Linked DNA regions of Homo sapiens: region 1 is linked to region 2. The links are chromatin loops, found by intact Hi-C in ENCODE. Cell type or tissue: psoas muscle. All regions are shown on one strand. Each heading gives the region's core, and the rest is flanking DNA. Links, peaks and the distances in the headings are about the cores only. Region 1 has its middle 49 kb from the start of CYTIP. Region 2 has its middle 19 kb from the start of PKP4-AS1.

Region 1 (8,767 bases), core at 768-8,767, 1.3 Mb after region 2:
TCGACTATCATTAGAATCACATGGAGAGTTTTGAAAAGAACAATACTGGTAATGCTTGCACAGCTGTATAAATTAACTTTAACGTTATTGAATCTTACGCTTAGAGTGAATTTATAGTATGTAAATTACATCTCAACAAAGGGGTACAAATTTAAAAAATAATACTAACGCCCAGCCTTTGGCCAATTATATTGGAATCTCTGGGGTGCAGCTTGGACATTAACAGCTATTAAAAGCCCCTAGAAAAATTTAGCAATAACTAACAAAAGTATACATGCATTTACCTTTTGACCCATTAATCCTATTTCTAGGAAGTTATTCTGAAAGCACAGCTCCAGCAATACAACTAAATACATGTGCACACTGTTATTCACTGAAGCACTGTTTGTAAATGCAAGTTATGGAAAAACACCAGAATGTCCATACTTAGGGGGAATGGTTGAATAAACTATGGCACATCCACACCATAGAGAGTATTATGGTGTTGTAAAAATGAGTGAAGAATCTCTGGACTGATATTATACTGGTATCCAGAATAAATTTTTTTTTTTAAGACGGATCTCGCTCTGTCGCCCAGGCTGGAGTGCAGTGGTGCGATCTCGGCTCACTGCAACCTCCGCCTCCTGTGTTCAAGCAATTCTCCTGCCTCAGCCTCCCGAGTAGCTGGGACTACAGGTGCGCACCGCCACGCCCAGCTAATTTTTGTATTTTTAGTAGAGATGGGGTTTCGCCATGTTGGCCAGGATGGTCTTGATCTCGTGACCTCGTGATCTGCCCGCCTCGGCCTCCCAAAGTGCTGGGATTACAGGTGTAAGCCACTGCGCCTGGCCTAGGATATGCTTTTAAGTGAAAAAAGTAAAGTGCACATATATCTATAGTATGGTACCATTAGATGAGAAAGAAAGAGATATAAGAAAATATACGTATATTTTCTCATCTGCACAAAAAGAAATATAGGAGGGTAAAAGTAGAAACTACTGTGATTGGTTATTTACAGAGATCAGTGGGAATGGGGTGGAAAGAATAGGGGAATGGGAATGGTTAGAAGGAATGAAGTGGGATACTTCTGCAAGTACATCTTCTGGGATGTTTCTAACTTCTTGAACCAAGTAGTGTTTCACATATTTAAAAAACTAATTTATATTAACCAGGATGTGTGGGAAACCAAAATAGAACACAAACAGTAACCAATGCATGTAACGCAAAATTAATACCACAACCATAATAAATGGGATAAAAAAGAATGAATCTAAGTAATACTGAAAAACAGCCTTTTAAATATATTCTATAAGGGCAAAGATAAAAAAAAACTGCACAAAAATATTGTACCCTTCTCAGGAAATTCATTTTTCATTTTCCTTCTCAGGAAAATGTGTCAGTAATTCTAAAACTATATGTATTCTAAGATTGAACAAATAAGTAAACAAATTGTGAATAATGAGAGCCAGTTTCTCCCTATCAGACAAAAGAGTTACAGATGAGGAAATGGGGAAGGTGAGAATGACCCCTATGGATTAGATTCACATATATCAGTTTGAACTACTGTTTCTGTATATACTGGTTCTGAATACACACACACACACACACACACACTCACAGAGAGAGAGAGAGAAAGAGAGAGAGTGAGAAAGAGAGAAAGAGAGAGGAGATAGTTACAGAAATACTTATAGATGTGCATATATTTTTGTGTATATACGCTTGTCCCTAGGTATCCACAGGGAACTGGTTCCAGGGCACCCCACAGATGCTCAAGTCCCTTTTATAAAATGGCATAGTATTTGCACATAACCTATGCACATCTTGTATACTTTAAATCATCTCTAGATATTACAATGCTTAATATAGTATAAATGCTATGAAATAATTGTACTATATTAATTTTTATCTTCTTTGAATTATTTTTGATCTGAGGCTGGAATCTGCAGATATAGAGCACCAACTGTATATACATATATTTCTTAGCTCTGTTCACTTAGGACTAGAAGCAATGACACCCCAGCAGCAATGAGTATCCTAGTACTCAGAACTTGAATTCTAAGTACCATTTTTCAGTTAAATGGCTAATCTGAAGGCTGGGATGCAGAAAGTAAAAGATATGCCTGAACCTATATATCTATCATCCATCCATCTATCTATCTATCTATCTAACTATCTATCTATCTATCTATCTATCTATCTACCTATCTATTTATTTTTGAGAGCATCTCACTCTGTTGCCTAGGCTGGAGTGCAGTGGTGCCATCACTGCTTACTGTAACCTCGACCTCTTGGCCTCAAGCGATTCTCCTGCCTCAGTCTCCCAAGTAGCCCGAGTAGCTAGGACTACAAGTACACCCAGCTAATTTTTTTTTTTAAGAGATTGGGTCTCACTTTTTTGCCCAGGCTGGTCTCGAACTCCTGGGCTCAAGTGATTCTTCCCCCTTGGCCTCCCAAAGTGCTGGCATTACAGGCCTGAGACACTGCGTTTAGCCTTGAATCATCTTGTGATGCCAGAATGTGAATGCTCAAAAATGATGGGAGCATATTGAAAGGACTGGAAGCCAACCTAAAGGAGCTCTTGAAGGCTAAAACTGGGACAATATGGGCCAAAAAATAAATGAATTATAATCCATTGAATAAAATAAATATCTACTAATTCATACTGATGAAAACAAATAATCAAATAAATAAATAAATGAGGGAGAAAGGAGGTGTCTTCCTTACAGTAGAATTCCAAAGAGTAAATATAGAAGAAGTGGTGGAAATATAAAGTTGCCATTTGGTTAATGGCACAGTAATAATTGTTTTAAGGACAATTCAATTGGTGTTAAAACTAGTGTGCAAAAATATAATTAGAAACAAGATATTTACACAGTTTCAGACTATCTTCACTAGCTAATTACAAGGGGAAATATTATCTTTATTGTGGAGAAACTTGGCAGACTAACTTAACTAAGCGATCAAAGTTAACATCATCAAAATGTGACACTTTGACAACATGGACTCTCTATATGATGCACTGAGAAGAGTATGGTATCATTTCTGGGGTATTCTTGCCAAAAATACATGAGTTTTATTTAATCATAAGGAAATATTAGACAAACAGATTGAAGAATATTCTATTAAACAGCTGACCATACTCTTCAAAAGTGTCAAGGTCATGAAAAAGAAAAGACTAAGAAACTGTCCCAGATTGCAGAAGACTGAGTAGACATGACAAATAAATGCAACTTGAGATCCTGGATGACATTCTGCATTGAGGGTGGAGAAAGGCCTAAAGAGAGCCAGGCTGGACTTTATGCAATTGGGACAACTAGTTGTTTGAATAATTAATTAGACATGGCTGAAAGAATAATCTGGGAGGTGGTGCTGAGCATAGAATTTAATAACTCCCTTGTAGAACATTGTACTTCTCCAGTGTAACTTTTCTCAAATGATAATGACATGTCCATATCTTTTACTAGAATGTAAGCTCCATGAACACAGAGAGTTGTCACATCTATCTGGTTTGTCACTCTGTCCAAGCGCTCAATGCCTTGCCAATAAACGTGGTTTAAAACATAACCTTAATCTGTGGCTGGTTAAGTTCATGCAAGCAACTTTTCCCCTCACCTCTGCTCTGGGAGGCTTTGCTGGTTGGGTGACTCTTTTTACCTAAGAATGACTAAGGGGTTCATCCCTTTATTTAATGACTCCTTATCTTTCAGGCTCAATATAAGCCTCATCGTTTAGTCAAAAGTGTTAGGCTTTAGAGGCTAGATGGAATTCAAATTCCAGTTCCCTCACTGATCAGCCTACAGCTTAGTTTGGTCTTTCCTCCTCTCCAGGAATGGCTTCCTCAACAGTGAAGAAAGGCCTTTGAATTTTAGACCAGTGATTTTTAAGCTGTTTTTTTTTTAAATTTGTTTTGTTGTTGTTATGATTATTGTGGGTGGATTGTTTGCTTACTTGCAGATCCGCTTTCTTTAAAGGAAGTCTTTATGTAGTATCCAGAGGTGTACATAAATAATACAGGTTAAAATGGCATTGTTTTCATCTGGTTGGAGGTGGGGGGAAGTGAGGGTAGGGAAGTGGTTTTGGGGGTGGTACAAAGCCTGTCCAACTACCCATCCCTTCCCCTAATGCCACCTCACCCTGGGAGCCTTTGAGGTCCTAATCACAAACTTCTAGTCCATAGTTTGAAAAATCTAGAAGTTTGCTACAATTATTCTGCCACCTTCAGAAGCACTGTTCTCTCCTGTGAACTGTGGCATTTATCCTTGCTGTTTTCCATGTTACATTTACCATGCTACTATCTGGACTGGAAGGAATGGGATATATCTTTTTAGACCCAAGTTCTAGTACAAAACCTTCACCCAATAGTTCGCTTACTGTGAAAGTTAATTACACACATTGATTTATTATTGTCATACTGAACTAAATAAGATTCAAGGGGTAAGGGAGAAAATGACTGGGGGCACATAACACCTACCCCAAGAATTGTCCACATGCCCAGTTGCTGAAACAACCTGCTGACACTCTTAAGATTAATTTTACCTACCACCATCACTCACCAATCAGAGCTTGCCAGTCCCCCAAAACTTTGCTAGTGCCAATGAGTTTTCTTTCAAGATAACATAACATTTCTCTTTCCAGTAAAACTTCCAACCTTCTCTTTGTTCTTCAGACATACTGAAGACCACCTCTGTGTGTGTGTATAACTCATATTGCAATTCTGTGATTCCCAAATGGAACAGTGAGTTTAAAGATTCTTCTTTATATTTCATTTGACTTTGACATTGGCAAATGTTTCTTGATGATGACCACTGGTTCAAGGACCTCCAGCAACTTCCTGGAGGAGGTGGCCCGTAAGTCAGGCTTGGGGAGAAGTTGAATTAGTGGGCAGGAGGTCATTGTTCTTGATTAGTGAGGGTTATGCAGGGATGACAGACAGAGGAAGCCATGCAATGGGTAGCTCTTAAGAGTTGTTAGGGACACAGGGAGATAGAAGGTGTGGGAGTGAGGCATGGAGCCCAATAGTGGAGTAGCTCGGCTATGACCTAAGATGGCCTAAAGCCAGAAACAGAAACTATCATGGTATATCTTAAATTAATTCCATAGTGTAGCATCCTCAGCAAGATATTCCAGGAAGGTAATGGGAACTGGCTAGTTTCCAGGTATCTTTAGCTCAAACAAAATGTGAGCAGCCTCTAAGGCAAAACTTTTCTGGACATTTCCAAGGGTACATCCCACATTCCCTATTTTCAGCACAAGCCTGCACTGTATTTCGGATCCAGGTGAGAAGATGATGATTGCTCCAGTGCAGGAACACTGCACCAGGCAACTGCACTGGCTTGGCTAGAGGCACTAGCCAGCTGCTGACTGTTGGTGGGAGTATCCTGCCCTCTGCTGGATTTGGCGGGAAACATGAATTTGCATTGCCTGCTAAAGAATTAAGGCTGAAAGCTTTTAGAACTGAAAATAAATATTTGCTTGTGTGTTGATGAGGTTTAATTAACTTGGGAATGCATTCCTTAAATGACATCGGGATTCTCAGGTAATTTCCAGGTGTCAAGGAAAAAAAATCGTTTTATATCATATACAGACCTCCTGTTCAGTAAATTTGGGTGCATAATATAAAGTGCCAGCATTTTGTTCTGTAAAGAATAAAAGTTGCATCTATAATAATTCTTAAAGTGTTCACATAGTGTTGTAATTTGATGAAAGAATAACAAGAGTGCAGTTAGACTGTTGGGGTTTATATATTAATTCTGCAAGATACTGAATCTCTCTGAGACTCGGTCTCTTTATCTGTAAAAAGATGCCATACTCATCTTGAAGGGTTGCTGTGAGGATCAAGTGAACTAAGAATATTTACAGGAGCACTTTACTATGCCCACTAAAAGTATGTGGTTTTAAACATACATGCTATTCACAGGTTAAATTATTGATTTCCCTGTTTATTTTGAGTAAAACTGAAAAACAGACATCAATGTTTCAAATCTAGATAATGACAGGACTCTTCCTAAAATACTGAAAGAGATCAGCAGCCCCTAATTTTTGCAAGAGCCTTTGAAGATGGGACAACTTTTTACTAAGTAGTATTTATCTCCAATTGCTGGTCATTCTGTTCTGTGCAATCAAGAGAAATGTCTCTATTTCTCACTTTCATAAAGAGAAAAATGGCAGAACCTAATTCTAAGGATAATGTTTTCCAGCAGCCATTGCCTTGGTTTCCTCTCCTTCTTTTCTCTTTTTGATCCTTCCCTATCCCTTTATTCTGTTCTCTTCCTATGTAAGTTGAAATCAGAAATAAGCAGTTTCAGCTGGCATTGTCATTGCTGTTGATGTTTAGCTGTTTCTCATCCTCCTGTAGAAGTTCCACAGGTATATAGTTTTCCCTTCAGTGCTATTATATTTGGAGTAGATAGAACATGGCCCAGGCTCTGAAGTTTTTTGCCATCTAAGGTGTGAGAAGCTGAGTAATAATGGTATTATTAATGTAGCACCTCTCTAATAAAAATAATAGATCTGTTTTCAACTTAATAATTTATTTAATTGATTTTATTCTCTTCATTAACAGCTCTGCTTAATAAAAAGATTTTTTAAAATCCAATTTGTGCAACCAGCTGAAGAGTAAACCCAAGTAATTGATCACCTTGCCAGCCTCAGTAAATGCTATATTGATGTGTTTTAGGAAATCCACGTTCAACAAAGATTTATACTAATTGCTGAAGATAAGAAGGAATAAGATATGATCTCTATACATGATATATTTTGGGAAGAAATTGGCTAAGAAGATATCATGTGCTCTTGAAGAATGAAGTTTTTTAAGTAGAAAAGGTGGGTGTGCGTGTGTGTGTGTGTGTCTGTGTCTGTCTGTCTGTCTGTCTATTGAAGCTGGGTGGGGGCAGGCTTCAAGACAGAGGGTACCAGGTAAGCATCACATACTGTTATGAAAACCTATGCTGTGGCCAGAGTGATAAGGAGGATGAAGATGAGGCTGAGGCTGGAAAGGTACTTTGGGGCCAAAGGAAGGTGCTACTTAACTGCTAAGATGTGGAGCTTGAATTTCATGGGGTATGTGTGTTAACCAATACATTTGAATGTTGGATCAATATTATACCTCCATCATATTCTGGTTCATCAGAGAAGTATTTTTTAGGGAGGAATGTTGGGTTTTAAGTGGCATTATAGTTCTCTACAACTTTAAAAATATATGTAAATTTCTGAGTGAGAACCACAACAGCCTCTATGTTCAGTCCAAACTAGGGTGGGTTAGTGATTCCCTGTGTAACCCAGGGTTCCAGGTTTTTGGGTATGCACTGTGAGGAAATCCCCACTTGTGTCTGTTGTATCTTGAGTTCTTATTTCAAAAATCTCTGGGAAGAAGCTCAGCCCTGGAAAAACTAAAACTGGCTGGATCCAGAGATGCCTGAGTTGGAGAGGAACTTTGGCCAACTCTCCTCATTAACCATAGTAAGAAACCTTGCTCAGGGAGAAGTTTATTTGCCATTTTCTGTACATGCAATGTATGTAGAAGCATGATCAGCAGGCGACTGCACTGCCTTTATGCCACTTCCACATACAATGACTCAGCTAACCAGCCTAGTACAAGTCCTGCTTTTACTGTTGTTCCTGGAGGCACTGCTTTGGGAAACTATCCCAGATGTCCTCCTTCCTTGTTGCAAATAATAAAATCTCCCTCTTAAATACTCCATGGTTGTGCTCATTGGACTGTCTCCTGCCTAGCAGTTTAACCCACCTGTTGTGTGGGTAACACCTCAACAGACTAGAATCCTTAGCTTGCATCTTTAAAAGACAACAGCTTGAGTCCCTTTCAATTCATCAAAAAGCCATGCATTTTTTAAAAGCAGCCACCAGCCTCTTTCATCCAGTTAGTCTTAGACAACCATCTACTCTAAAATATCTGGAGTCCGATGCCTAAAGAATAATTTAGAAACGGCATCAACCCCTTTCTATATCTGACCTGCCATTTTGTCACATCAAATAAAAGAGAGATCATAAAAAGACCCGTGGATAAAGGCTGTCTGCATCACCAAACATGCTTGCTCATCTAATTAATGATTTAAAAAATACAGATTATTTATATAAACTATTTGGCACCATATTACTGATCTTAACTCCCCTTATTCACTATAGCAATTCCACAAACTCGAAAGAGACAAAGATTGCACACACTAAAGCTTGTTTATGGCACCTTAAAAGACAGCACTTTGAATTGCTATTCCCCAGTTCCTAAAGTGGTAATGAGATTTATAGGTAACTTTAAAAGTTTTTCTTTTGTGTGTTCGCTTAGCACTTAGCACATTATAGGCATTCTGAAGAATGGAGCACATTGCACATTCCATTAAACAATTTGGGCAAAAATAAAGTGTAAATAAACATAATAGCTAGTGTAGCCAAGTGCTTAGGGCCCCTAACTGGGTTGGCAAAAGAGCATGGAGTAGTGTGAGAGCCCATAGGAGCTCCTCCACCTCCAGTGCCCAGCACATAGTAGGCATTCAATAAATAGCTGAGGAATAATGAAACAATGAATGCATTCTTTTTTTTCTAGCCACTTTGCTTGCAGTGGTTATCTTAAGGGTGTAATAAAGTAATAATTGCTTCGTGACTATGTGGGCTCATAAGTTAATGTTTGCAAAGTGCTTTGAACTTCTTGGGAAAAGGGATGGTGTTTTTGTTGGCACTGTGTATTGTTTGCAGTGGCACACAAATTCCTCCTCCTCCTCTTCCTCCAGCTGCCAGCACTGTGCCCTCCCCCAGCTCTGTGCAGGGTCAATATCTC
Region 2 (8,810 bases), core at 416-8,415:
CACAATGTAGTCCATAACCAAGCTTAAAGTTGAATCTGTGTACTGCTACATCAGCACCACCTACCTGGCCAGCAGTGCTAAAGTGAGCTAGAGGCAGGTCTAGAGCTTTGAGGCAGCAGGAACCAGCCGGAGCTGAGGGCCCCACGCTCTGAGGATCCAGAACGAGTGTGGTTGACTTTCTTAAGATTCTCTGGGTACTGTTCTCTGAGTAGGTCTTCTTTGAATATTAAGACAAACAGTGTCTTTAATTTGGTGATTAGTAGTTTTTTGTTTTGTTTTGTTTTGAGATGGAGTCTCACTCTATTACTCAGGCTGGAGTGCAGTGGTGTGATCTTGGCTCACTGCAACCTCCACATTTCAGGTTCAAGCGATTCTCCTGTCTCAGTCTCCCAGGTAGCTAGGATTACAGGCACCCACCACCACACCCAGCTAATTTTTGTAATTTTAATAGAGGTGGGGTTTCGCCATTTTGGCCAGGCTTCTCTCAAACTCCCAACCTCAGGTAATCTGCCCACCTCAGCCTCCCAAAGTGCTGGGATTTCAGGTATGAGCCACCATGCCCAGCCATTTGTTCAGTTATTTTTCAAGTTGGTTTGAAAGTTTTATCTTATAATAGCCTTTCTTTCATTTTGAGAATGTGTGATAATAGTAAAGGTGGAGAACCTGTGCCCGGAGTGTACCTTAAAGGGCTGAGAAGGTTCCCCAGCACAGATGACTGCACCCTGCCCTGTGGAGAAGGCCGGGGCTTTGATTCTTCGTTTCTCAAGGAGTGATGGTCCTAGAGTGGAGAGTGTCAGAGAAAAATCTTGATCCTGGCCTCAGGTGGCACCTGGTCTGCTCTGTGGGGTTCTAGGGTAGCCCCCTGGTGGGCAACTCCTCTCCCTACTCGGCCAGTTATCCAAGAATTTGAAATTGACTTTCACAGGACACACAGACATAATGAAGATAAATTTGTGAACTATGTGCCATCTAATTCTCTACCCCTTGGTAGAGCCCTCTCCGACCCCAAGTCAGTCATGTATCCCCGCATCCAGCCCACGGGATTACTTGCGGTAGCCTGAGTTGCCCACGTCAGGCTGGGTTCCTCTTACTCATGATGCTGTCTCTGACTCAAATGCGCCGCCCCCCCAGGGCCATCTGTCAAGATCCTGCTGTCCTGCTTCCACGTACCTCTTGAGTGAAGCTCTACTTAAAAAAAAAGTTACTGAGGTGAAATTCACGTAACAAAATTAACCACTCTAGACTGAACAATGCCATGGCAATTAGTACATTCACAGTGTTATGCAACCGCCATCTCTGTTTAGTTCCAAAACAATCCCATCATCCCAAAACAGAACCCCACACTCATTAAGCAGTCACCCCCCACCATTCAACACTTTCCCCAGCCCCTGGCAACCACCAATCCACATTCTGTCTCTATGGATTTGCATAACCTGGATAATTCATATACACGGGGTTATACAATACGTGACCTTTTGAGTCTAGCATCTCCCACTTAGCATAACAGTCTACAGGTTCATGCAAGTTATAGCGTGTATCAGTACTTCAGTTCTTTTTACGGCTGCATATTATTCCATTGTATGTGTGTAGCCACAATTTGTTTACGTCTTCATTCGTTGACGGACATTTCAGCTGTTTCTACCTTTTGACTCTTGTGAATAATGTCGCTATGAATGTTTGTGTACAAGGATTTGTCTGAGCACCGGTTTTCAATTATTTTGGGTATGCATGCTGGGTCATGCGGTAATTCTGTGTTTAACTTTTTGAGGAAACGTCAAACTGCTTTCCATAGCATCTGAGTCATTTTTCACTCACACTGGCAATGTATGAGGGTTGCTACTCCTCCACAGCCTTGTTATTGAAGCTTTACTTTTTTGGAGGGGGTGCATTTTTTCTACCTATTTTGTAATTATTAAGCAAAAAGTAGTTTGGTCCTTTCAGCCAAACTTGTCAATCAAGCTTAGAAAACACATAGGATACATTTTGGTGAGCAGAAAGTCTGATTTAATTAATTTAACTAATTAAAAAGGGGTTAACACTGTTTTTCCAATTACTTCATTTACTACAATTTGTACTGAAACTTTACTTTTTAAACCCTTCAGTAACTTCCTCTTGTGCCCAACTCTGACTCTCTCCACACCCAAACCTAACCCATCCCTGCAGCCTACCTCTTATCATGCTATATTGTGATTCTCTGTTCACGTGTCTCTTTGTGTTAGACTTGGCAGTTGCAGACTGGCATTGCTTGTGGGCAGAGAGCCTCTGGTGCCTGCAGAATGTGGACTGGCCACCTCGTAGGTGGGCAATGGGTGTCTAGGAATGTGTTACTAGGAGGGCACAGGGGCGCCCCCTCTTGGCGAGCAGGAATAAGCCTACACACTCTCTCACCTTCCCTGGCCCTGACACTAGCATAACACACTTTATTGACTTTAAAGCGATGAAACGAAGGCAAATGAGACACCAGATGGGCAAGCATGCTGAGCTCTTTGGAGAAAAGAGGCTGTGTAAATCCAAGTCTTTCTTTTATTGAAGAAACAAGGCAAATGACTCCAAATTGTCTTTACTTTATTGTGCCTGAAAAAAGAAAAGTCAGTCCAGATCATGGAAATGGCATTCGGTGGCATCTGAATGGAATCCTCATGCACTAAATGCAAGACTTATGGGCAAGCTGTGAGTCTGGGGTGCTGCACTGTCATCTAGTGATGAGGTGAGAGTGTGCCCCTGCATGACTAAGCCCTTCCTTTTCATTTGTTGTCTGTTGCTGTAAAATTGGAGGAGCATATGAATCCTTCCTGCTGCCCACGTGAGAACATTTGTCACTTCCCATTTATCAAAAGACACCACAAAGGTGCTAAGCTCCAGCAAGGCAAAGGTAAATACAATCTCATCCTACTCTCAATGTGTCCACATGTCAGATGCCACATGCTTTGAAGCCACATACCTGGAATATTTTGAAAGAAAGAAATCTCAGTGGGAAGGAATATAAAATTTGCTTGCAGGCACACATGAAAGATATGAGCAGTTACAGGTCCTTTATTTGGGTTTTATTTGGTCAGTTGGGTCCCATCGTTAGACAAAAAGCTAAATATTTTTCACATGTGTTGGCAGTTTTAGGGCTGTTATAACATTGACTTTTCTAGTACCAATAGATGGGCAGTACGTTAAGTCAGAGAGAAGCATTTGACTATGAGCTTTTCTCAACTGAAGTTACAATAGTTTCCCTTTATCTGTGGGTGATACATTCCAAGACCCCCAGTGGATGCCTGAACCATATATATATTATGTCTTTTGCTATATATATGTACCTACGATAAAGTTTAATGTATAAACTAGGCACAATAAGAGATGAATAACAATAATAATAAAATAGAACAGGCCAGGCACAGTGGCTCACACCTATAATCCCAGCACTTTGGGAGGCTGAGGCGGGTGGATCACCTCTCTACTAAAAATACAAAAATTAGTCGGGCCTGGTGGCAGGCGCCTGTAATCCCAGCTATTCGGGAGGCTGAGGCAGGAGAATGGCTTGAACCTGGGAAGTGGAGGTTGCAGTGAACCGAGATTGCACCACTGCACTCCAGCCTGGGCAACAGAGCGAGACTCCATTTCAAAAACAAAAAAGAAACAAAACAAAACAAAAAAACCAACCAAACAAAAACAAACCCTAGACCATTCTGTCCACACAGGCATCAGCTTCTTATCAAATATTTTCCCATCAGAAATAACTTTCCCTTCCCAAGATGACTTCTGGCTAGTTGATTTTCTCCAGCTCAGCATCCTTGCTTTGCAAACCCAATCAAGCCTTAGGAGCTCTGTGCTGGGAAGCTAATCCTGGGAAGCTTCAGTAAGACCTGCGAGGATTTGTGCACCGCTCAGACGTCCATTTCAATATTCACGACCTGTATTTGGCATTTTCAATAAAATTCAAAAGCAAATGGCTTTCCACCATTACAGCTTATTATGTAGGTGTTAGGAGGCATTCTCTTCTTGTCTCCCATACTCTGTAGCGGTTCCTCCTGCTGTTTTCTGTGGAAATGACCATCTGGTTGGGACTTCCTAGAGATGACCACTAGAGGGCACATGATTCCCAGCTCACAAGCCCTTTACACCGCCAATTCCTGGGGCTTTGCTGCAGAAAAAGACAGTTTTTGTTTGTTTGTTTGTTTGTTTGTTTTCCCTCAGAAACAGGAGGAAAGCACTTGAAATTCCCTGGATGCAGCTAAGACATTTTCTTCAGCATTCATCTGTGAAATGCTGGCTGCAAGCAGACATTCTGGCGGGTAGAGGAAGGACTGTATTCTCTGTTCCCGTCACTCATTCCCACCAAGGGGAGGAGAAAAGGGCTGCAGAAAGCTGCTCAAATGAGTTTTGTTCTTTCTCAGATGGCTAAAGAGAATATACTTGTAGGCCACATGCGTCTATTCAGGCCTCATGGTGTAGTGAAAAGAATGTGTTTTGGAAGTAGACAAACCTGGGATTTATTTCCCACACGCAGGCTTCCTGCCAAGAGGGTGCACTGGCCCGGTCTGCCGGCTCCTCTCCCAAGTCAGCCCTGGAGAAGCTCCAACATTAACTTGAAGGGAGGTAGGGGAGCGGTTAGGGAGACCAAATCACACGGGAGTGTCCCTTGGGCTCAGATACTCTGGAGGGAAAGAGAGAGTGATGGCACTGATAAATTAACGTGGGAAAATAAACATGAGTACGGTCAAACATTAGGAGTGACCAGGATAACATCAAAATTAGAATGCTTAACTTTAAACTAGTAGGTGAAAATCCATGGGAAGTGGAAATGGGAAAAAAAAGAAATTTTAAAATCTTGTATTATGAATGAAAAGTCTGAATTAAAATGCTGAACTAAGTCTTCATAAAATAGTAACTAAATATTGCTCAGCTGCTGCACTTACTAACTCCGTGACCTTGGATAGGTTGATAAACTTTCCTGAGCTTCAGTTTCCTCATCTCTAAAATGGGTAAACTTTGTATGGTCACAAGCTTTCTGGGAAAGTTGAATTCTACGATGCACATGAAACAGGCCTCCTGTGCCTGACCCCTGGGAGATGGCTGGCCTTCTAGTTCTCATCTCTCTTTTCTGTCTCTAGCACGTTTAACATCTGAACACCTATGCAGTCAACAATATTTCCTAAGTGTCTGTCAGGTTATGTTCAGCTGCAAGTGACAGAACACGTTACTTAAATAAACAACAAGGAAAACAGTATTATCTCTATAGTGAGATACAATCACAATATTATTATATAGGTAATATAGTGAAAAGGTATTATCTCATCACAAGAAGTCAAGCAGCAGGGCAGTTCCAGGGCTGGTTGATTCAACGTCTTAGCAAAATCATCAAGGACTTGGGTTCATTCCATACTTTGGCTCTGCCATCCTCAGCAGGTGAATATTTGTCCTTGTGCCTTTCATCATGGCTGTACAACAGCCGCCTCCCACTCACCTAAAAACAGGGATGGGTTGTTTCCTCTCCTGAAACTCTTTAAAATGTTCCTGAAACTGTTTCTCAGAAATCATCCCAGCATATCTCCCCTCATGTCTCACTGACCAGAGTGGGTCACATTGCGCATCCCTAAGTCAGCCTCTGGGAGGGTGAATAGGTTTCCATGATTGGAACAGACCAATCATGAATCAACCTTAGATCTCTCTTGGTCTTCTGGAGTTGTTGGTACTAGAAAAGAAATCAATTACGTAAAGAAAAAGGGAAAAAATGTCTGTTGGGTAGGCAACCAAGACTGTTTTCCAGGCCCTGTATTTGGTGTTGGGCATATAGTAGTTAATAAGTCAGATGCCATCCTGGAAAGCTTACAGTACGGAAGGTTATGGACAAGCAAACTGGTATTTACATTCTAGCGTCTAAGTACTATGCATAGAGAACTAAAGGGCAGTAGCTCATAACTGGTGGTGAAGAAAGACTTTCTGGAGGGGGTGCTGTTTGCCTGAGACCTGAAGGATAAGCTAGGCATTTTCCAGATGATCGGGTATAGAAGTAGAATAAGAGACTGAATGAAACCCTGGGAACAAGAGTGATTATGACATATTCAGGTAACTGAAAATGAGTTACGTGTGGGAGGGGATACTGGGATAGAGGAGGCTAAGGGGTCAGCAGAGGCCAGTCATGAAGGCCTCGGAAACCATGTTGGAATCACATTATGTGAGCAATGGTCTTTAAAATGTGGGGTGTGAAACGAACACAGTGGTTCATAACCGGCATATAAAAATAAAATAATGGCAAATTCCTAAATGGCACTTACTACATTCAATGCACGGCTTTGAGAGTTTTATGTATTTATTAGCTCATTGATCCTCAGAGGTTGGTACTAGTTATCCCCATTCTGTGGAGGAGGGAACTAAAGCACTCACCCAGGGTCACTGTCACCCAGGGTCACAATTCAGGGTTGAATTGTGTCCCCCTCAAAGAGATATGTTGAAACCCTAAACCTCAGTTCTTCAGAATGTAGTCTTATTTGGAAATAGGAATTTTGAATTTAGCAGATGGAATTTAAGATGAGGTCACACTGGAATAGGGGGGCCCTAATCCAATGCAACTAGTCCTTTTTTTTTTTTTTTTGACAGGCTCTCACTCTTGCCCAGGCTGGAGTGCAGTGGCACAATCACAGCTCACTGCAGCCTCAACTTCCTGGGCTCAGACGATCTTCCCACATCAGTCTCCCAAGTAGCTGGGACTACAGGCATACACCACCATGCCTGGCTGATTTTTTAAGTATTTTGTAGAGATGGGGTCTCACTATATTGCACAGGCTGGTCTCAAAATCCTGGGCTCAAGCAATCCTCCTGCCTTGCCCTCCCAAACTGCTAGGATCGTAGGCATGAGCCACTGTGCCTGGCTGAGACCAGTGCTCTTATAAGAAGATGGCCATGTAAAGAGAGAGAGACAGGGAGAACGCTGTGTGAAGCTGGAGGCAGAGATTGGAGTGGTGCATCCCTAATATAAGCCAAGGAGCACCACAGATCACCTAGAATCAACACTGAGCAGGTGCTTAATGAATATTTGTTGAATGAACATAGAAGGAGATATAGTGAGGAATGTGAATGAAATTTAGTCAGACAGTTGTCATTTTTTATGTCCTTGCTCCCCTATCCCCCTGCTACCAACTGCAGAATCAAACACCTCCCCACAGAGCCCTGGCTACACACCTCCCCCTGTGTCCCTTCCACCTCTGTGACTCTGCAATTACATGTATGCCTCTCCTATTCATTATACACCAGAGGAAAGGGATGCCGGTGGCAAGTTGTGTGTCCTCTGCTGAATCATATCCCCACCAACAATGAGCTGAACACTGTTAACAGCTCCGAGTCAGCTGCAGAGGTGCGTGTGACATTTGTGGATGCCCTGAGCCCTGTTCCACAGCAAGGGATTATAGCAGTGTGCACAAATCCTTGTCTCTAAGACCTCCGTACTGTCTCAGAGTGACTGACAGAATTAAACATGGTCTAGACTGATGGGAAGTCCAAGGAGGATTTATGGCCCAATATAAAGAAATGTAAATTTTGTTCTCATTCAAACCAATCCTATGCTACTATTGATTTTTTTTCTAAGTGTCAAGATGAATTCAGCTTTCTGTATTAGGAAGTTGACTCAATCCCAGGGAGGGCTCTGAGCCACCAGACCTCTTTGTTTCTTGGTGTGCACACTGATGGGGATTTGTGGCTCACAGATGCATCGTAATGACCCAGCTGTCACCTGAGTTTTGTTTTAGGGGAGATTGTCCCTGCATCTGAGACATGCAGAGAGGAGCCCATCTAGGGTGATCAACTGTTACAGTTTACCTGGGACTTGCCCAGTTTTCACAGTGAAAGTCCCATGTCCCAGGAAACCCCAAAGTCCTGGGCACACTGAGACAGTTGGCCACTCTAGCAGGTCCCCTCCCACCCTCCCAGTCAAATGGATTGGAAGCAAAACCCAGACTGCCTGTATTTCAATTCTGACCTCAGAACTCACTAACTGCAAGTTGATCTACCACTCTGTGCCTCAGTCTCTCCATCTGTAAAATGAGGATGATGAAAGTACCTGTCTCAAGGGGTTGCTAAAAGATTAGAACACACACACACACACACACACACACACACACACACACACACTGCTTCTTCAATTGTAACTAGCTGGAGTAGGTACTCAGGGAAATGTGAGCAATTGATATTGTCTTATTGTCACGTCTCCACCTGCAGAAATGGGATCTTTCCATTTTTGGGAGCTAGCATTGCTTCCTTGCTGATGGGGATGGATGGTAGAAAAAAATCCCTTTGCTATCTACAAAGGAACATGACTAAGAGACATTTCCAGTGGGAAGATGTGATCTCTCCCCTCCTTTTAACCTTTTGTGTTAAATAAAACACAGATACAGAATATGGCATAAAACAAGTGGATTCTAAATAAGGCCAAAATTCTTGTAACGAATATCTGTGTTGGAAGACAGAAATTTGCCAGCTACCCAAGGAGTCCTCCATTGCTCTGCCCAAACTCTACCCCCTTTTCCTTCCCCAAGAGTGGAAGGAATGCTTATTATATCCAGAAGTGCTCCATTTTATTGTTTTCTTTAGGGCAAAAAAGGTGGCATTGTGGTGCTGTTCAATCATGACTCTCTTATGTCATCTAGAAAACAGAAGGATCCATGTCTCCTTCATTTATTTATTTATTTATTTTTGGGGGGTGGGAGGGGGAGGAAAGAAGTCTGATTTCTAAAGGAAAGGGTTTAAGTAGGAAGTTGTAAATATTACCTTTCTTTTTGCAGCTATGCATACTATCACCTGTAAGAGTGCATAGATCTTGGTGTATGTTG

Evidence for each region. A loop is a pair of places that touch in the nucleus more often than their neighbours do. Peaks named below come from ENCODE experiments on the same cell type or tissue, not always from the same donor. Only the 100,000 strongest peaks of a DNase experiment are listed, where the experiment ranks them.
Region 1: it touches region 2 in a loop (7-fold over the local background); 24 of 110 quality-filtered maps call a loop at or near these places.

The regions. Positions count from the first base shown.
Region 1 is chr2:157,488,982-157,497,748 of GRCh38, reverse strand. No RefSeq gene overlaps it. Among named protein-coding and RNA genes, the nearest start is that of CYTIP, 49 kb to the right of the region's middle. In psoas muscle, for the core only: a CTCF peak has its summit at 5,361 (motif pointing left); a DNase peak (open chromatin) is centred at 5,348.
Region 2 is chr2:158,749,467-158,758,276 of GRCh38, reverse strand. No RefSeq gene overlaps it. Among named protein-coding and RNA genes, the nearest start is that of PKP4-AS1, 19 kb to the right of the region's middle. In psoas muscle, for the core only: a CTCF peak has its summit at 4,070 (motif pointing right); no DNase peak of the experiment used is centred there; H3K4me3 peaks cover 713 bases.